Linked DNA regions of Mus musculus: region 2 is linked to region 1. Evidence: chromatin loops called from intact Hi-C (ENCODE). Cell type or tissue: left cerebral cortex. All regions are shown on one strand.

What was found. Peaks named below come from ENCODE experiments on the same cell type or tissue, not always from the same donor. Only the 100,000 strongest peaks of a DNase experiment are listed, where the experiment ranks them.
Region 2: it touches region 1 in a loop (2.8-fold over the local background); 11 of 42 quality-filtered maps call a loop at or near these places.

Annotation. Positions count from the first base shown.
Region 1 is chr11:51,688,239-51,692,238 of GRCm38, forward strand. It overlaps 0610009B22Rik (RIKEN cDNA 0610009B22 gene), which reads right to left and starts at 396. Exons shown (of 2, transcript NM_025319.2): 1 at 310-396. In left cerebral cortex, a CTCF peak has its summit at 2,415 (motif pointing left); DNase peaks (open chromatin) are centred at 535 and 865; H3K4me3 peaks cover 1,590 bases; H3K27ac peaks cover 1,396 bases.
Region 2 is chr11:51,634,103-51,638,102 of GRCm38, forward strand. It overlaps Rmnd5b (required for meiotic nuclear division 5 homolog B), which reads right to left and starts at 1,794. Exons shown (of 10, transcript NM_025346.1): 1 at 1,488-1,794. In left cerebral cortex, CTCF peaks have their summits at 1,529, 2,419 and 3,524 (motif pointing right); DNase peaks (open chromatin) are centred at 1,780 and 2,434; H3K4me3 peaks cover 1,892 bases; H3K27ac peaks cover 2,117 bases.

The DNA of each region.
Region 1 (4,000 bases):
TTACACTGCCCCTCTTTAACTGTTTATTTCTGGTGCTGGGGACCAAATCCCAAACCTCCAGGTGCTAGGCAAGGGCTCTGCCCCTGAGCCACAAATCCCAAGGAAAACTCAAAGTACGCACCCACGAAAGTGACTGAACTGTATGTGCCCAGCCTCCCTGGACGGCCCCCACTTTCCCAGTCTCTAGCTCCCGACTTTTTGCTTTGGGCAGGGTCTTGCTGTCCTACAGCACTTGAGGCAATCCCTCCGGGCTCCTGAGCGCTGGGATCACAGGCGAGTGCGGGATTTTGACAACTATAAATACCTCACCTAAGCCGACTTCCCTCTAGTTCAGGGGCAGACAAGCTCAAAGAGGAAAGCAGGTCAGCCGGCCATCACACACACTCAACGTCCACCCCGCGGGGTAGCTCCGCCCACCGACTAGCCGAGACTGCTCACTGCGCATGCGTACATGTTCCCGCCTCTCCGGGAAGGACTGAGCGGCCTGCGCCGGCTGCCGACCTGACGCAAGTGACGGAAGACTGAGCATGCTCAGTAACGCGCTAAGCCCGTCCCCAGCCCCGGTCCGGCCGCCATCTTGGATCAGGGCAGCTCAGTCGACCGGGCATGCGCACATGCGTCTCTGAGCAAGGCTGCGCTAAGGGTTTTGTCCGCCATCTTGGGTCAAGGCCTCATGGGACGTCGGGGTCCCCGCGGGCCTCCTCTGGCTCTTAGAGCAATCCTTGCCTTCACCGCACGCGTACTTGCTTATGTTGTCACTGACGTTCGCCTGGAGGTGTAGAGACCGGAAGCCTGGCGGGAGATGTGGACCAGACTGCCAAGTGAGGCGGAGCTTTTAACTACAAGAATGCCAGAAAGCAAAATGGAGGTTGCAGCACCGGGCGCTTGTGTCCAGACGGTGCTGGCCGTATGCGTGGGCGGAAATGCGTAATGGGAGGGTGGTTTAGGGCGCAAATCACTGGTGTTAGGTGCTGTTAATCATCAAGGACTCTGCTCTTTCAAGTGTATGTCTGCATTGTTCACAGGTTTTCCTTATGTGTTTATTATAGTGAGACTTATCTAGCGTTGGCGTCCTGAATTCCTTCTTCCCTTAAACAGACATTTCGAAGCTACTTTGGCTAAAAATCATTGACTTCTCTCTGGGGCCACAGAGTGACTAAAGATAAAGTTTGGCATTTCTGTTTTCGTTTTGTGTTTGCTAGAAACATAAACAAAGCGAAGTAGCTCTACAAGGCACGTTCTATTTGTAAAAAAGGTGTTTCAGGATCAAAATCATGGTGTCTTTTCCCCAGTGGCTGGGGTCCGACCTTCATGCTTGGCTAGTTCTGAAAGAATAAGCTTAGAGGAATGGAGTTAAAGGTCTGTATTCCAGGCAGCAGGGAATTCAGGAGGGAGAAAGGATGCATGAGGTTTATAAACAAAACTTTACTAGGTGGAGAAGATGTTTGTTTGTTTGTTTGTTTGTTTGAGTGAAGCAGCTTTCTTTTATTGGCGGTAGTGAAGAAAATTTTTGGAATATTGGCCAATGGCAGACTACCTACCTACCTTTGATAGATAAATAACAAAACTGATTTCTTACATCTCCTTTGCTTTGGTCAGGTACCTGCCCACTTCTACATAAGCAGCATGTTTATCCATCCATTTCATCTCCCTTCAAAATTGAAGGCACAAAAAAGTCATTGTCCTAAACCTCTGGTCATCTTGATAGGAATGGGAGTTAGGGAGGAAGGGAATAAAAGTGTCTGCTACAAGAAGTCTCCAGTTATCATTTGAGCCGTAGAAATATGAACATGTTTGTTTTGTGTAGCAGCTCACAAATTTCCATTACTGAGGCTGACTGCTTTCCTGACTTCCAATTAAGGAAACTAAGTCAGTGTGTGCATATTTATGTGTTAGAACACTTTTTGGCTTTGTATACATGTGTAGAGGCCAGAAGTTAAAGTCGTGTGTCAACCTTATCACTCTTTGCTTTGCTTTTTGAGACAGTCTCCTGAGTAGCCTTGACTGGCTTTAAACTTATGCCTAGCTTGAGGATCTTACAGAACGTTCTAAAAATAAGTGTGTTTGAGATGCTCAGAAATAAGTGGATTATATGCATTAAAAACACATTGAGCTGGGTGGTGGTGGTACATGCCTTTAATCCCAGCACTCGAGGCAGACACAGTTGGATTTTGAGTTCAAGGCCACCTGACCTACAGAGTAAGTTCCAGAATAGCCAGGGCTACAGAGAGAAACCATCTTGAAAAAACAAAACAACATCAACAAAAATCTTGAGCAATATAAAACGTGAATTAAAAACATAAGGCTAGGGGCTGGTGAGATGGCTCAGTGGGTAAGAGCACCCGACTGCTCTTCCGAAGGTCTGGAGTTCAAATCCCAGCAACCACATGGTGGCTCACAACCATCCGTAATGAGATCTGGCGCCCTCTTCTGGAGTGTCTGAAGACAGCTACAGTGTACTTACATATAATAAATAAATAAATCTTTAAAAAAAAAAAAAAAAAACATAAGGCTATTAAAATCAATCTTGGAAATAGAAAATATATGGCCATACAAGTATAAAATCAAGAATAAAGTCCAGTTTAGGCAAAGACAAGAATGAAAGAAAACAGTGCTAAGTATGGTGGCTCATACCTTAAATCCCAGCACTCAGAAGGGAGAGGCGGGTGAGTCTCTGTGAGTTCAAAGCTAGCCTGGTCTACAAAGTGAGTTCCAGGCTAGCCAAGGCTACATAGTAAGACCCTGTTTTTCTTCTTTTTTTGTTTTTAAACTTTTTTTTAAAAAAGGTGTACTCACATGTATGTGAGTACACCTTTGCTGTCTTCAGACACATCAAAAGAGGGCATCAGATCCCATTACAGATGGTTGTGAGCCACCATTGCTGGGAATTGAACTCAGGACCTCTGCAAGAACAGTCAGTATTCTTCTTAACTGCTAAGCCATCTCTCCAGCCCAAGACCCTGTCTTAAAACAACAACAAGAGAAGAGAAGAGAAGAGAAGAGAAGAGAAGAGAAGAGAAGAGAAAAGGGTTGTAATAGAAACTCTGAGGGTAAAAGGGTTTGATAAGAGAAGCAAATACCTGTTGGGTTTTGTGGCAGAGGCTTGGAATCCCAGCACTCTGGTGGCAGAGGCATGAGTTTGAGGTCTACCTGGACTACATAAGTGAATTGTAAACCAGTCATTGTTGCAGAGAGCTATCTTGTTACTAATGGTTGGGATTGGGTACCTCCAGGTTCTCGGCATCTTGTCCAAATAATCGAAAAATAAGGTCTCACACAATTTTCAAAAGTAGTAAGATAGCTTCAGAGCAAAGCAGTAGCAGCGTTTAGAAAAGAATATGCTGTCAGGCCGGACAAGTGGTGTGCACTGCCCAATCCAAGTGGAGGTCAGGTTGCTTATCTATTCCTGTGCTTGCTTGCCTCAGCCATAGCTCTCAAAACAAGAAATTCCCCAAAACAGAAAAACTACTCGGAAAGAAGATGGCTAGGAACTTCCAGAATTAGAGAACAAGGATCTTCTAATTAGAGTATCACCTGAAGAAAAAGCAAGGTAAACAACAAGCCCAGAGAAATAACACTGTAGAGTATTAAGGATAAAAACCACCAAAGGCTAGGAGACAATCGGCAAACAATAGTTGGGCCTATAGGTTAGTCATCTTTTAAGGCACCAACGTTCAGAAAGCCATCCTGTCCAATCTGGAATCCAAACCTAGCTACCCTTGTGGAGCATCAAGCATTCAGTGTAAGGCTGAAGCTATGGTTTCACAGGGTAGAGTGTTTGCCTAGCTCAAGTGAAGGCCCCTTATGTACTTTTCCAGTACCGTATAAGTCAAGGTGCAGTGGGACACTCTTGTAATTCTAGTACTTAGGAGGTAAAGGCAGGAGGATCAGGTCACAGTTCTGTCCTTGGCTACATAGTCAGTGTGCAGCTAGATGAGGCTATAGGAGAGCTATCCCCAAAACAAACCCGTGTAGAGGCAGGAAGGCCACCAATCTAGAC
Region 2 (4,000 bases), 54 kb before region 1:
AAAGGTCACCAATCACCTCTCTCTCTGAAATCCAGGCTGACCTTGAATTTACAAAGCTCCACCTGCTGAACTAAAGGCATGTGCTACGTCCCTGGTCACATCCACCATTTTATATGGCTTCCTGGGCTCCAGCTCAGGCCTCTTCTCACGGCTCTATCTTCCTTGTGCACCCTTCTTTTCTGCATCACAAATCTGATGTGTCGGTTCCACACACTTCCACATCCTCCTGACTGCTTCTTCAGATGTGTCTCAACTGGACTAGCAGCTAAACAAAGCCTGGAGACTGGTCTTGTCCCCTCCCTCCCTGCAGGACCTAGCCCATCACGGGGCTGAGTAGGCCTAACTGATTAAACAATACCTCCATTTCCTAGCCTTTGGCTAAGAAGGCCTGAATCAAAAGCTTCCAGTGGATAGAAAGAGATATGAAGGAAATGTTAAAACTTCACACTAGAGGGGCTGGAGAGATGGCTCGGTGTTTAAGGAGGACTTGCTGCTCTTGCAAATAGCCCAGATTCTGTTCTCAGCACCCACATGGCAGTCACAACTTCCTGTAAGTCCAGTTCTAGAGACCCTGAAGCCCTCTTCATCCACTGCATCTCGTGGTGCACAGACACACATGAAGGCAAAAGGTCCCCATACACCTAGAAATAAGAAGTTTAAAAAAAATATCTGTTGGGTGTGGTGACTCACACCTTTAATCCCAGAACTAAGGATGCAGAGGCAGGCAGATCTGTCTGACTTCAGACTGGCCTGGTCTACACAGTGAATTCCAAGACAGCCAAGGCTATGTAGAGAAATGCTGTCGTCATCGTCGTTGTCATCATCGTCATCATTATAAAAGAAAATAAATAAATCTGAGGTTGGGTATGGTGGTGCAGGACTTTAACCCACCCCACCCCCCAACACATGGGAGGCAGAAGCAGATGCATCTTTGTGAGTTCAAGGCCAGCCTGGTCTACTTAGAAAGCTCCAGGGCAGCCTAGGCTATAAGAGACCCTGTCTCAAAGACAACAAACAAACAAACAAAAGAAAAACAAAAGTTCTATCCAAACAAACTCCCTGGTGATGCTCACTCCAATGACTCTCCCCATCACTTGCCACACTCTACCACCACCAGCCTTTCTGTTCCAGGGTACATCCAGTTTATTTCTGCCTCTATCCTCTTCTCGGAACACTCTCTCACATCTTCCCATGGCTGGCTCCTTATCTAGGTCTCCACACACGTGTCATCTTTTCAAACCACAGTATCGAATGCCCTGTATTTTACACTCAAACAAATCATATCCCTACAAATACTAGAAAGTTTCACATTGTCACTTCTTCACCTAAAACTGAAAGGACAGGAAAGCCCACCATTTACCCTAGGGGCATGCCACGACCCCGACTTGACCCGCATAGTAGTGCAAAGACTGACAAACTCCTACTTATCCTCCCAGAGACCCTCCTGCAGTGCCCTGCCGGAACCCCGCCACCCACTGGCTGCTTACCTCTGACTCAGTCAGGTGCACTAGGACGGGACGTCGGAGTCCGGGCGACTCCACCAGCCCTTGGAGGGTGTGGCCGACGACTGCTCCAGGCTTTGGTCGGGGCGCCCCGCACCCCGGGACCGGGAGCCGGCAGGCTGTCACCTAGTCTTGCAGCTCAGCCCGCTTCCGGCGCCGCTGTCATCGGAACCGGAAGGCGCGGCGGTTGCCTCTCGGGTGGGTCCGGGCTCGCCCATGCGTGGTGTCGCGGAGCGTGGGGAGACAGTGTGTCTCGCCCGCGGCTTTGCAAGGAATGCCGAATGAATCGTTCGCCGGAGCCAGGCAACAGTTAGCGCCTGCGCAGTGCCGGGACGCCTGGCCTCTGCGATCCGGAGCAAACCTGGGTTTCCGCGCGTCAGAACCACCGACGGGTTGTCACGAGTTTCTACCGGAAGTATTAGCTGGCGCACCTGCCTAATCCGGGCCCCCAACCACAGTAAACTAGGTCTTAAATGTCCAGGCTGGGATAGGGGACACGGAGGCAGGACGAGCGCCGGGAGTTCCAGGCCAGTCTAGACTACAAAGCGACACTCTGGCTCAGAAAATAAACAAAGCTGGGTATTGTGGTACCCGCCTATAATCTTATAATTATAAGAAGATCAGAGATCCAGGGATACAAAGTGAGTTAGGCCAGCCTGAGCTACGACAGAGAGAGGGGGAGGACAGGGGGAGGGTTAAAGTACACGCAGGTCCCTTGGTCCACCCCCAGCACCCGAAAAATGAACATTTTAAGAGACCATTACATGTATGTGGTCCAGTGATTAAGTATTTCCTGCGATGCATTTTGAACTAGCAAATAATGTTAAAGGAAGAGTCTGAGGTAACAGGGAAAGTGCTTGCAAAACAAGTGTGAGGGGCTGAGTTGAGATCCCAGGTACTGTTAGAAAGCTGGCTCGCACCTACTGGCGCGGGCCTGTAATTGCAGGAGTGGGGTTAGCAGAGACTTAAGGATTCTTGTGTTTGCCTGCCAGCTAATGTAGCTAAAAAGCAGAGCTCTAGGATCAAGAGAATAAAGTGGAGAGTGTTGGAGCGAGACTCCCCAAATCCTTCTCTGGCCCTCACACACTTGTACAGGCAAGCACACCCACGTTCACATCACACACACACAATTTTTAAGAGTTCGGTTTTTGTTCTTACGGGCTCACCTAACCCTATGCATCCATAGCCCCCAGCCCAGCTGCTCTCTGTAAATAGCCCCTCTTTAGGGGCAAAATGAAATAGGGGTTGTATACATGCCCTAACTAAAAAGAATGAAGGAGCCGGGTGTAATGGCACACACTTTTAATTCCAGCACTGCGGAGGCAAAGGCAGGCAGATCTGAGTTTGAGACCAGGAAAAAAAAAAAAAAAAAGAAAAGAAAAGAAGAAAGAACCGGGCAGTGGTGGCACATGCCTGTAATCCTAGCACTTGGGAGGCAGAGACAGGCGGATTTTTTAGTTCGAGGCCAGCCTGGTCTACAGAGTGAATTCCAGGACAGCCAGGACTGCACAGAGAAACCCTGTCGAAAGAAAGAAAGAAAGAAAGAAAGAAAGAAAGAAAGAAAGAAAGAAAGAAAGAGAAAGAAAGAGAGAAAGAAAGAGAGAAAGAAAGAGAGAGAATCTTTTGAGAAAGGGTCTTTGATACCTACCCAGGACTGGCCTTGAACTCCTTACATCACGAAGGACCTCTTTCTACCTTCTGTGTACTGAGATTACAGGTGTGTGCACCATCACCTGGGGTCCTCCAGCAACTCATGCACTCCCCTCTCCCCGCCCCCGTTTTTTTCCTTTCTTTTTCTGGCTTTTCAAGACAGGATTTCTCTGTGTAGCCCTGGCTGTCCTGCAACTCACTCTGTAGACCAGGCTGGCCTCGAATTCAGAAATCTGCCTGCCTCTGCCTCCCAAGTGCTGGGATTAAAGGCGTGCGCCACCACGCCAGCTAGGCAGGGTTTTTTGTTTGTTTGTTTGTTTGTTTGTTTTTTGTTTTTATGAGTACACTGTTGATGTCTTCAGACACACCAGAAGAGGGCATCAGATCCCATTACAGATGGTTGTGAGCCACCATGTGGTTGCTGGAAATTGAACTCAGGACCTCTGGAAGAACAGTTGGTGCTCTTAACCGCTGAGCCACCTCTCCAGCCCCCAGCTTCTTTTTTACTGCAGGTTTTCCTACAGCCATTACATGCTCCTCTTTCCGCCTCCTCCACCTTGCACAATCTAGCTTTGTTTTCTTTACAGCCTTGGCTTGAAATCATGTGTTTATGTGTTGATTTTGCTTTCTTGCCCCTATCTCCGCCTCCCCAACTTTTAGAATAAAAGCTCCATTGGGCTCAGGACTTTGTCTTCATCGCTACTGGAACATAGTGAGCCACAGAGATGCTGGGAGCTGACCAACATTCTCTGCTTAATAAAAGAGGAAGCTGTGGCTCACAACCTGCTGAAACACAGCAGGGAAGAGGGCGGTGCAAAGAGGGAAGTTAGCCCGCAGGGGCATCGTGA